2 separate regions of the Homo sapiens genome follow, and region 2 is linked to region 1. Evidence: read pairs that join two places in POLR2A ChIA-PET (ENCODE). Cell type or tissue: OCI-LY7. All regions are shown on one strand. Each heading gives the region's core, and the rest is flanking DNA. Links, peaks and the distances in the headings are about the cores only. Region 1 overlaps MFAP5 (microfibril associated protein 5). Region 2 has its middle 35 kb from the start of AICDA.

Region 1 (5,502 bases), core at 1-5,000:
ATTTTGCTGGCTTGCCCGAAAATTTGCCTGGCAAGTCTTCCTTATAAGACACATCATGGTAAGTTTTGTAGTCCTGTAAGATTCTGCAACACAGTCAAGAATTATACAATCCTACTAGCAATATATAAGGACCCAAAATGTCTTCTGCTAAGCTCAGAGGCTGGGGCTAAAGCATGAGGACTATGCCAGCTATAGAACTTGGACTCATAATTCGCTATCCAATTTTTCATGCAGTTGTCTAGTCGGGAAGTAAGGTTGGAAACTAAGTCTCATTTACTGATTCGTTTATGGGTAGTACCGGGATGAACCCACCACCACAAAGCAAATTAGACAACTTAATGTGAAATCATACCATTGGTTGACGTTTCCTTGAGTTGCTACTTCGTTCATCTTCACAACTTAACAAGTGCACGGTCGAATTATTGTGCAAGTGGCTTTTGGATATCCTGATTGGGGCCTAAGAAGGGCATTCAGACTTGAATTTTAATAGGCAGACAGAAAGTTTGCCTAATAGTTAATACGAAAGAGTGAAAGAAACACAATATTCAGACAACCCACATTCTTATCCTGGCTCTAGCAGTAACCACGTAGCCTTGGATAAGCCATTTTCCTTCATTAGGTCCTGGTTTAATTTCCTCATCTTTAAAATGAGAAGGTTAAATTTATCTTAGTACTGCTGGGCGCAGTGGCTCATGCCTGTAATCTGAGCACTTTGGGAAGCTGAGGCGGGTGGATCACTTGAGGTCAGAAATTTGAGACGAGCCTGGCCAACATGGTGAAACCCCATCTCTACTAAAAATACAAAAATTAGCTGGGCGTGGTGGCACGTGCCTGTAATCCCAGCTACTCGGGAGGCTGAGGCAGGAGAATCAATTGAACCTGGGAGGCAGAGGTTGCAGTGAGCCGAGATGGCGCCATTGCACTCCAGCCTGGGTGACAAAAGCAAAAGTCCATCTTAAGAAATATATATATATATTATATATATTCTTAGTTCTAAGATTTCCTTTAATTCTATGATTCTCTGGATTTAAATGCATTATTCATATTTCTTGAAGCTTAGATACAGTCTAATTCATAGCAACCATATCTGCTTTATCCTAGGTGAGGGTAGCAGTCCACAATGGAATAGAAGAAAATCCCATTATAACAAATGACAAATTATATATCATGAATCCTTCTGTCTGACTAACTCAATAACTTTCTATAAAAGCCAATGGAATTCAAATAGGAGCTAGGAGACAACAAGTTATATATGACAGTGGAGGTTGTATTCCTTTTATATTGCTGAGAAAACTAGTTAAATGATCAGATTCTTGCTGTTAAGAAACAATTTCGTTTAATGGGATCTGTACAACTGATTTTAAAAAAATGCTACAAAAAGCCCCAAAGCATATAATCTCTACTCCTTACAGTCTCTAGAATTAAATGTACTCATTTAGACAACATATTAAATGCATATTTTAGCCACTTTAGAGAAACCTCATAGGCACAGAGTTTCCAAGATTAATTTTAAGAATATCTTCACGAACTTGACCCTCCTACTCCACATTGCAACATTTCCATCAGACAGCATTTCAATTCCAGTATTATGTATATTGCAAATTAAACATTTTAAAATATTTTTTTCCAATTTATTTCTCAAAATAAAATGTCTTTTGTTCTGGTTCTTTTTCTCTTCTATGTTTACGAAAAAGGCCTGAATTTATGAACTTTTATTCCACTTTAAAAAATGTGTATCAGCCGGGCGTGGTGGCTCACGCCTGTAATCCCAGCACTTTTGGAGGCTGAGGTGGGCGGATCACCTGAGGTCAGGAGTTTGAGACCAGCCTGGCCAACATGATAAAACCCTGTCTCTAAGAAAGATACAAAAAAATTACCCAGGCATGGTGGCGGGTGCCTGTAATCCCAGCTACTCGGGAGGCTGAGGCAAGAGAATCGCTTGAATCAGGGAGGTGGAGGTTGCAATGAGCCAAGATCATGCCACTGCACTCCAGCCTGGGCAACAACAGTGAAATTCCGTCTCAAAAAATAAAAGAAGATTCAGAAGAAAGTTTTTACTCATTAAGGTGTTAATATATTTTTTTTCCTGGTGAGCCCAAATGACAACCTTGCTAAGCAATGGCTTTCAATGAAAAGCCATTTTTTAAACCAAAATAATGGATCTTTAATGTTAGAATTAAAGAATTTGGTAAAAATATCAGTAGATATTGAATGCCCTCCTGGTATCCTGAATAGATAGCAGCCTCATCTACCTATTCATAAAGATTCACTTTTATTTTCCCTTCTCTAATTGAGTTGATTCTACTCTGAGGCTTTTTCCATATTCCATGCTTACGATTCAAGAAAATTCTACTTTCTCCTCAAATGAACACATTCTGGAAATTTGAGTGTGTCTTCTACTCACTAAATACAGTTCTATGCACACTCAGTATTGTTTTGACTCATGGCAGAGAGTGCAAACCGCAGCTGGTTTCCCAATTTCTGAGTCTTACTTTGATGACATATACAGCAGTATATGTTGCTAGACACAAGCTCCTCCCTTCTCTGCTTCAGGGTACTTGTGGCCAAAGTTAGATGTTTAACTAACCACTTTACACCTGGTGAGAAGGCACAAACAACCTCTAAGATCCCTCTTCCTTTTGTACTGAAGCAGCTGTAACACAATGAAGAAGGAAAACAATCCTAAAAGAAGTGGGAACAAAGATGGCACCAGACCAGGGGATAGCCAGATGAGAGAGTGACAACAGGCTGACACCAGGGTTGGGGAGCCAGGAAGCTAAAAGATGGAAACTGTCAAATTCCAAATTCAAAGGGAATTTGAGAAGTGGGGAAGGGGTCCTGGGGGATCTGGAAACTTAGGGTAAAACAGAAAGACATCAGGAGCACAGTGGAGGAGAGGCAGGACTGTCCTTGTAGCTTTGTCAGCTCAGGGAGGCCTTACTTAATAAAGCAATACTCTGATAAAAACGGAAGCCCTTGTATCTTTGAGCATTTTCACCAACCAAACATCAGGGAAAGTGACTTGTTAAGACTGCGGTAAGGAGAGGAACAGGTGGCCACAGTTTTGTTTTCTTTCTTTCTTTCTTTCTTTCTTTTTTTCTCTAAAAACCAGTCAAGCAGACCCAGAAGCAGCAGTCAGACGACAAATTCTGGGCAGAACCCAAGATGGAAAAAGCAAATGTTTATATAAATAGAGGTGCAGAGCCCACAGCTTCCTGTTGACAAATCGAACTTCACTTTACCTCAAACCCTCATTTTTTTTTAATAGCTGATAATGATTTGGTGTTATTTTTCAACTTGTCCAATCACTTAGAGTAAGGTTCTAGTTTATTCCTAACCCTTGGGTCTTGCAGTTCTTTTCTCTACCTCTGGTATTTTTCCCTTTCCTCTCCCTTTTCCTTTCTCCTGGGTACTTACCTGGCTATACATCTGTACTGTGTAGCTTTATGGAGTGTTTGGTTAAATTTATGTAACAATCCATAGGTATTCAAGATGATCTCATAAATTTGTGGGAGATCCACCTTGTCTTCCCTCCTCCACCAGACAAACAAACAAACAAAAACCCCAAACCAAACCAGAATAGATAAGTTTTGAGCAAGTATAAGGAAATTCATTTTATGGAAAATAATCTGTATTATATTGAAGAGATTGATGGGTGTTAAGGTATCAACTGCATCACTGTATACCATTTCCTAATATGTGGTTCTGTCCCAAATGATCAAAAACAAGGAGTTATAATGAAGGGTAATGAGAATTGTACAAAGAAACATTTCTTCCATTTGTATAAACCTCTATAAATCCATCTATTCTTGAAAATGGATGAGATTTTAGGGGAATGGGGAATGAAGTAGTAGTAACACAAATAAGCAGGCCAGGCGCGGTGGCTCACACCTGTAATCCCAGCACTTTGGGAAGGTGAGGCAGGCAGATCACCTGAGGTCAGAAGTTTGAAACCAGCCTGGCCAACATGGCGAAACCCCATCTCTACTAGAAACACAAAAATCAGCCGGACGTAGTAGCAGTAATTTCTCTCTTGTCATGTAGAAACTAAAAAAAATTATTACATCATTGATATATGGGATGTCTAGATCCCCAAATCAACATGGTTCTAGGTACAATAAAAGTGACACTTGGCCGGGCGCGGTGGCTCACGCTTGTAATCCCAGCACTTTGGGAGGCCGAGGCGGGTGGATCACGAGGTCAGGAGATCGAGACCACGGTGAAACCCCGTCTCTACTAAAATTAAAAAAAAATTAGCCCGGCGTGGTGGCGGGCGCCTGTAGTCCCAGCTACTCGGAGAGGCTGAGGCAGGAGAACGGCGTGAACCCGGGAGGCGGAGCTTGCAGTGAGCCGAGATGGCGCCACTGCATCCAGCCTGGGTGACAGAGCGAGACTCCGTCTCAAAAAAAAAAAAAAAAAAAAAAAAAGTGACACTTATCCTGTTCATTTTAATTTCAAATAATTGGTCTTTGTTTCAGTGCCAGTCCAGACTTGGCACTCACTAGTGGTATGATGCCAAGCAAGTAGCTTCTCAGCTGTAAATTGGTGGCAACATACCTGCCTTAGGGGTGGTTCTGTGAATTAACAAGATTATGTGTTCAAAGGTTTAGTAAGACTATTAATTAAGACTTATTAACTATTAAGTATTAGCTATTAACTATTAAGTATTATTAACTATTAACTATTAAGTAAGACTTATTAATTAATTAATAAGACTATAGGATTTTTTTTTTTCTACTTAAGCTGATTGGTTTCTGTTAAACTGTTCTTGAGTAGGTTGGCTTTTCCATTCTTTCCCTTGTAACGAAACAGATGAATCTTGCTGGCTAGCCAATGAGTAGGAAACTTGCAAAAAATGTGCAATACCAGAGATACTAGTTTCTCTACTGTTTAAAGTGTGTTTAAATGTACCTTTTTTTTTTCCTCATACAGATGGGGGTCTGGCTATGTTGCCCAGACTAGTCTTGAACTCCCAGCCTCAAGTGATTCTCCCACCTCGGCCTCCCAAAGTGTTGAGATCACAAGAATGAGCCGCTGTTCCTGGTCCTAATTTAAATGTAATTAAAATTTTTTTTTTGGCCAGACTCAGTAGCTCACATCTGTAATCCCAACGCTTTGGGAGACCAAGGCAGGAGTTCAAGACTAGCCTGAGAAACATAGCAAGACTGTCTCTACAGAAAATTAAAATACTAGCCAGGCATGGTAGCTGCCCCTGTAGTCCCAGCTACTGGGTATGCTGAGGCAGGAGGATTGCTTGAGCCCACGAGGCCGAGGTTACAGTGAGCTATGATGGTATCACTGTACAACAGCCTGGGTGACAGAGTGAGATCCTGTCTGTAAAACAATTTTTTAAAAGTAAAACTTTTTTAAAAGTGGAATTATTCCAAATGTGGTCTTTGGAACTCTAGGACAGCATTGTTATGGTTTGAATGTTTGTCCCCTCCCAAACTCATGTTGAGTTTTAATTGATGTGGGGTCTTTAAGAGGTGATTAGGGGTCGGG
Region 2 (5,267 bases), core at 1-5,000, 67 kb after region 1:
CTCTCCATTCAGATACACCCTTCCTGGCTCTTCTAGTCCACAAACCAGCATCCAGCCCCAGTAAAGATGAAAAAAAGAGTAGATACTTGAAGTACTGGCCTTCCTCTGAGTTCTTGGCCGTGTCTAATACTTGATGCAGTGGGAAGGGCATGTGGCCCAAAGACAGGTTCTGGGTACTTGCATACTGTAGTTGAGTGTGCAAGAGATGTGCCTACCTTCTAGTCTATTTAGGTATTCATGTCTGCTTTATTGCTAGTTCTGTAAACTATAGTAACTCATGCATCCACATCCTGGCCCATAAAGACAATCACCAAGTGTTACCAATACCTACAAAATCTGGGGAAAGTAAGGATGTATCTCCTATTGATTTCATAAAAACAGAATCCTGGCAGGAACAGATGGCACACTTTACCTAGGAAACTTGAGAGGTGTTTAATAAAACAATGTTTGCAAAAGTGAAGCTTAAAGGAGCCAAAAAGAAAGAGTGAAGTGTCCTGGGGCTAGCAACAGCTCAGGAGCTGTCCCATTCCTTTGCTTGAGAAGCCTGGGGGAAGGTGTGATTACCAGGATCAGGAGGTGTTGACTGTAGTGAGGGGGCCACCTTGGGAACTTGTCTGAAGTCACATGTCATCAGGGAGATAGGCACAAAGACTGGCTAGCTTGATGCATAGCAAGCTGTTGTAATCTTTGGACCATGAAATCTGCACAGCAGAAGTAACCACCTTTGATTGCTAATAACATCAAATCTGCCCCTAGGGTTTTAAAGTTGTCATGGTCCATGAAATTTGGTTTCTTTTTCCTTCTAATTGAAATCCTGCAGAGGCTTCATGTATCCTTTATCATAGATGAGATCTGGATACGAAATTAAGCCAAAAGAGATAGAGTACATTGAAATCTGTGAATTACGGAAGTTTGCAAAGACATTAACAAAGATCTATGAAGTTGAACCAGTCTTAGGGGAAAAAAATCAATGATAAAATAATAAAATTAGAAGGAACCTGTGGTGATCATCTACTTGTATTACAAACCACCACACTTATTTTTTCCTAAGAAGGTTTCAGTGACTATTTCTAGTAAGATGTGTCACACTGATTCACACAAAGATGAGATTTCATAAATATGTACCACATAATAAATATGGCAGTAACTTATACAGCAATAGAAACCTGAGCTTAAAATTCCATCTTACATTCCAGGATGCCTCAGTTGTTCCATAGTTGTTTTTTTTTTTTTTTTTTTTTTTTTTTTGAGACGGAGTCTCGCTCTGTCACCCAGGCTGGAGTTCAGTGGCCCGATCTCGGCTCACTGCAAGCTCCGCCTCCCAGGTTCACGGCCATTCTCCTGCCTTAGCTTCCCGAGTAGCTGGGACTACAGGCGCTGGCCACCACACCCGGCTAATTTTTTTGTATTTTTAGTAGAGACGGGGTTTCACTGTGTTAACCATGATGGTCTCGATCTCCTGACCTCGTGATCCACCCATCTCGGCCTCCCGAAGTGCTGGGATTACAGGCGTGAGCCACTGCACCTGGCCTGTCCCATAGTTTTAATTTTATGAAGCTACCACGAATCTTTCTTTGACCCCGTGCCAGCGCTCTCATTCAGGCTTCCCTGAACATTGGCAACTATCGGTTATGAAACAGTGATTCCAGATGAACGAGTGTATGAAAGGTTGTAGTGTACGCTGAGAATTTAAGAACCTAAATTTGAGAAACACTGCTTTGGCCAGTTTCAGAAGATGCCAGTTCTCAGCAAGTACAGGGTCTCAGTAAATCTAAGTGATTATCCTTGACACTGGACACAGAAGTAGCACCCTTCTTATTATAGTCTGTAGGAAGTGTAGACTTTCTACAGGCAGATTAAAGTCCAGCATCCAAGTCTGTACACAGATGTGTACATCTGTGTGTTCACTTGCCCTGAGTCCTGGGGACGAGGTAGGTATTCAGGAAATGACTCCAGTTCATCTGTCTCTGGCTTCTATTGTATTTGTTTGCTCTTTAGTAATTAGGCAAGGAGGGAGGATTGTTCAAGCTCAAAGAGCTTATTCTGTTCCAGAAAATTTGTTTTATAATTTAAAGTGAGAAATATATCTTTCATGATGGAGGATCAGATGTTTAAAAATAGTAAATCAGAAAACAAGTCACCACTAGGGTGTCGATTCCAAGTATAGAAAGGATGCATTGCTTTACATTAACTGGCAGAATAGGAGTCCACAGCTTGTTTCCTCCAGGGGATATTTTGAATTGTAAAATCTGAAAAAAAATAGATGTGATATGTAAAGAAAGTTGTAAGAAATGCTCCTTTTGTCACAAAAGACTGCTTCCTCTTTGGTGAGACGGTACAGTGGTGTGACAAGAAACGTAAGCTCTGGAGGCAGAGTGGCTTAAAACTTAGTAGCTATATTCCCTTGGTCAAGTCACTCGAACCTTCTGTGCCTCGGTTTTCTGATCTATAAAGTGAGGATAATAATAGTACTTGCTTGGTGCGGCAGCTGTTAAGATCATATGAGTTCACACATATGAACACTTAGTACCTGGCACATGGTGAGGACCCTATATGTGTTTTCTGTTTTTATTATTTCTACCATCTGACTCAGTACATATAATCAAGTATATATAAAATTTATTGTTCCTGTTTGTTTAGAAGTCTACCTCCACTAATTATACTGAGAGTTCCTTGTAGGAATAAGCACTTAGGGTATATTTGGCGGAATAAACAATCTATAACTTTGCTGCTCAGGAAGAAAAAGATAGGATTAGAGACATAGCTCTGGAATAATAAATAATAACAGCGATCATTTATTGAATACTTATAATATGCCAAGCAGTTCTAAATGCTTCACATGTATTATCTCATTCAATTTTCATAACAACCCTGATGATGACTTTATTATGCTCATTTTGTAGAGGAAGACAACTGGTACACAGACAGGTGAAGTAACTGCCCAAGGTCACACAAGCAGGATGCCACAGAGCTAGAATTTGAGCGGCCCTGTGGCTCCCATCTGCACTCAAAGATGTCATCATATTATCATAATATTGATGTTTTATAGGGTGGGCTGATATTCAGCCAGTACAACAGAGTGTGACGTTGTCTATTTGGTTGATACCCTGTTCTGATTTAGTTGGTGCTTGGATGATATCAGTTGTTAAATAAATTATGACTATTACTCCTGATTATAGGTTGAAGCTGTGAAAATAAATGAACTCTCCTGGGAAGTGTATTTATGAGTAAACTAATATTTAAGCACCAAGAAAGCAAAGATAGTGTTTTTTTCCCTTCCATATTCTCAGTTCCTAGAAAAGACTGTTTTTACTCAATCTATTGAATGAATGAATGATTAACAGAGGATAACCTTGTAAAACATCTCTATTTAGGGCTGGACAGAGTAAAAGAAGCCTAGAGAAGAAAAATAAGAAGACAAGATAGAGGACAATATATGTTATGCATGTCAAGGAGTTTTAAGAATAATGTGGGCCAGGCGTGGTGGCTCATGTCTGTAATCCCAGCACTTTGGGAGGTAAGGCAGGCGGATCACCTGAGGTTAGGAATTCAAGACCAGCCTGGCCAACATAGTGAAACCCCGTCTCTATTAAAAATACAAAATTAGCAGGGAATAGTGGTGCATGCCTGTAATCCCAGCTACTTGGGAGGCTGAGGCAGGAGAATCTTTTGAACCTAGAAGGCGGAGGTTGCAGTGAGCTGAGATCACGCCATTGCACTCCAGCCTGGGTGACAAGAGTGAAACTCCATCTCAAAAAATAAAATAAAATAAAATAAAATAAAAAAGAAAAGAATAGTGTGGTCAAACACGTGGATGCTACAAATAGGTAAAGGAAGATAATGATAGAAAAGAACCCATGAGTGTCCTTAGCAAAGGGTTTCCAAAGGAGTGAGGAGCAGAAGATAAGGACACAGACTAAAGAGTATTACACTATTATTTTTGAGAAACTTGGCAGAGAAGAAAAGAACACATGTGCCAGGCACAGTGGCTCACCCCTGTAATCCCAGCACTTTGGGAGGCTGAGGCAGGCGGATTGCTTGAGCCCAGGAGTTCAAGAACATTCTGGACAACATGGGGGAGACCCTGTCTCTAAAAAAAAAATTTTTTTTAACTAGCTGGGTTTGGTAGTACATTCCTGTGGTCCTAGCTACTCAGGAGGCTGAGGGGGGAGGATCACTTGAGCCCAGGAGGTCGAGGCCACAGTGAACTGTGATCACACCACTGCACTCCAGCCTGGGCAACAGCAAGACTCTCTCAAAAAAACAACAAAACAAAACAATAGAAAAGGACACATGTGAGTACCACATACCTGGAGAATAGAAGGAAGATGATCTTTTTTATCTGGTTTTTAAAGTTCCATTAGTGACAGTTTGAAAATTCTAATAGATCTTAGGAACCCCACAAAATTATTCTAAAGTTAATCTGATAGAAGAAACATGTGGAACACAAAAAAAATTCTGTAACAGAAGACCAATGATGGGGCTTACCTTTTAGTTACTTGGCCTCCTCATTTCTGTGTTTCTCCTCTACCTCAGCTGGGACTCCGTTGGTCACACACTTGCATTGTTACCAATTGTAACTACTTTGCTTTCAAAATAGTTAATCCATCCTGTGTCTGACAATAACATACTTTTTTTTTTTTTTGAGACGGAGTCTTGCTCTGTTTCCCAGGCTGGAGTGCAGTGGCATGATCTTGGCTCACTGCAACCTCCACTTCCTGGGTTCAAGTGATTCTCCTGCCTCAGCCGCCCGAGTAGCTGGGATTACAGGTGTGTGCCATTGTGCCCGGCTAATGTTTTGTATTTTTAGTAGAGACGGAGTTTCACCATGTTAGCCAGGATGGTCTTGAACTCCTGACCTCGTAATCTGCCCGCCTCAACCTCCCAAAATGTTGGGATTACTGTTGTGAGACACCATGACCAGCCTCTAATAACATACTATTCTTTAGCTTGTTTGTTTAAGCACACACACTCCACTTATTTGATGACCTTATCAAGATGGCTGCTTCATTACCTTTCTGGCTTTTCCCAGCCCACCTTTCTCCATTTTCCTTCTTATCCAGCTCAGAGACTCCTTCCTACCCGAAGCTGCTTTCCTGTCAGTCTTTGCATTGATTCCACCTGCCAAAATTCTAAACCTGGTTAGCCCTAACCATCAGTATTCTCCATGCCTGCACCTGAGCAGCTGAGCACTAGAGACAGTCAAACAACAGATCAGAGACTATAAAATTATAACCACTATAGGCTCACTCCTGTAATCCTAACAC

What was found. Peaks named below come from ENCODE experiments on the same cell type or tissue, not always from the same donor. Only the 100,000 strongest peaks of a DNase experiment are listed, where the experiment ranks them.
Region 2: POLR2A ChIA-PET joins it to region 1 with 6 read pairs; 3 of 35 experiments call an interaction of 5 or more read pairs at or near these places.

The regions. Positions count from the first base shown.
Region 1 is chr12:8,642,107-8,647,608 of GRCh38, reverse strand. MFAP5 (microfibril associated protein 5) reads left to right here. Exons shown (of 10, transcript NM_003480.4): 10 at 1-1,666. Among named protein-coding and RNA genes, the nearest start is that of MFAP5, 18 kb to the left of the region's middle. RefSeq lists enhancers at 2,667-2,726, 2,368-2,890. In OCI-LY7, for the core only: no CTCF peak of the experiment used is centred there; DNase peaks (open chromatin) are centred at 2,528 and 3,058; H3K4me3 peaks cover 2,514 bases; H3K27ac peaks cover 3,829 bases.
Region 2 is chr12:8,574,987-8,580,253 of GRCh38, reverse strand. No RefSeq gene overlaps it. Among named protein-coding and RNA genes, the nearest start is that of AICDA, 35 kb to the left of the region's middle. In OCI-LY7, for the core only: a CTCF peak has its summit at 2,127; DNase peaks (open chromatin) are centred at 693, 1,923 and 2,253; H3K4me3 peaks cover 1,514 bases; H3K27ac peaks cover 2,838 bases.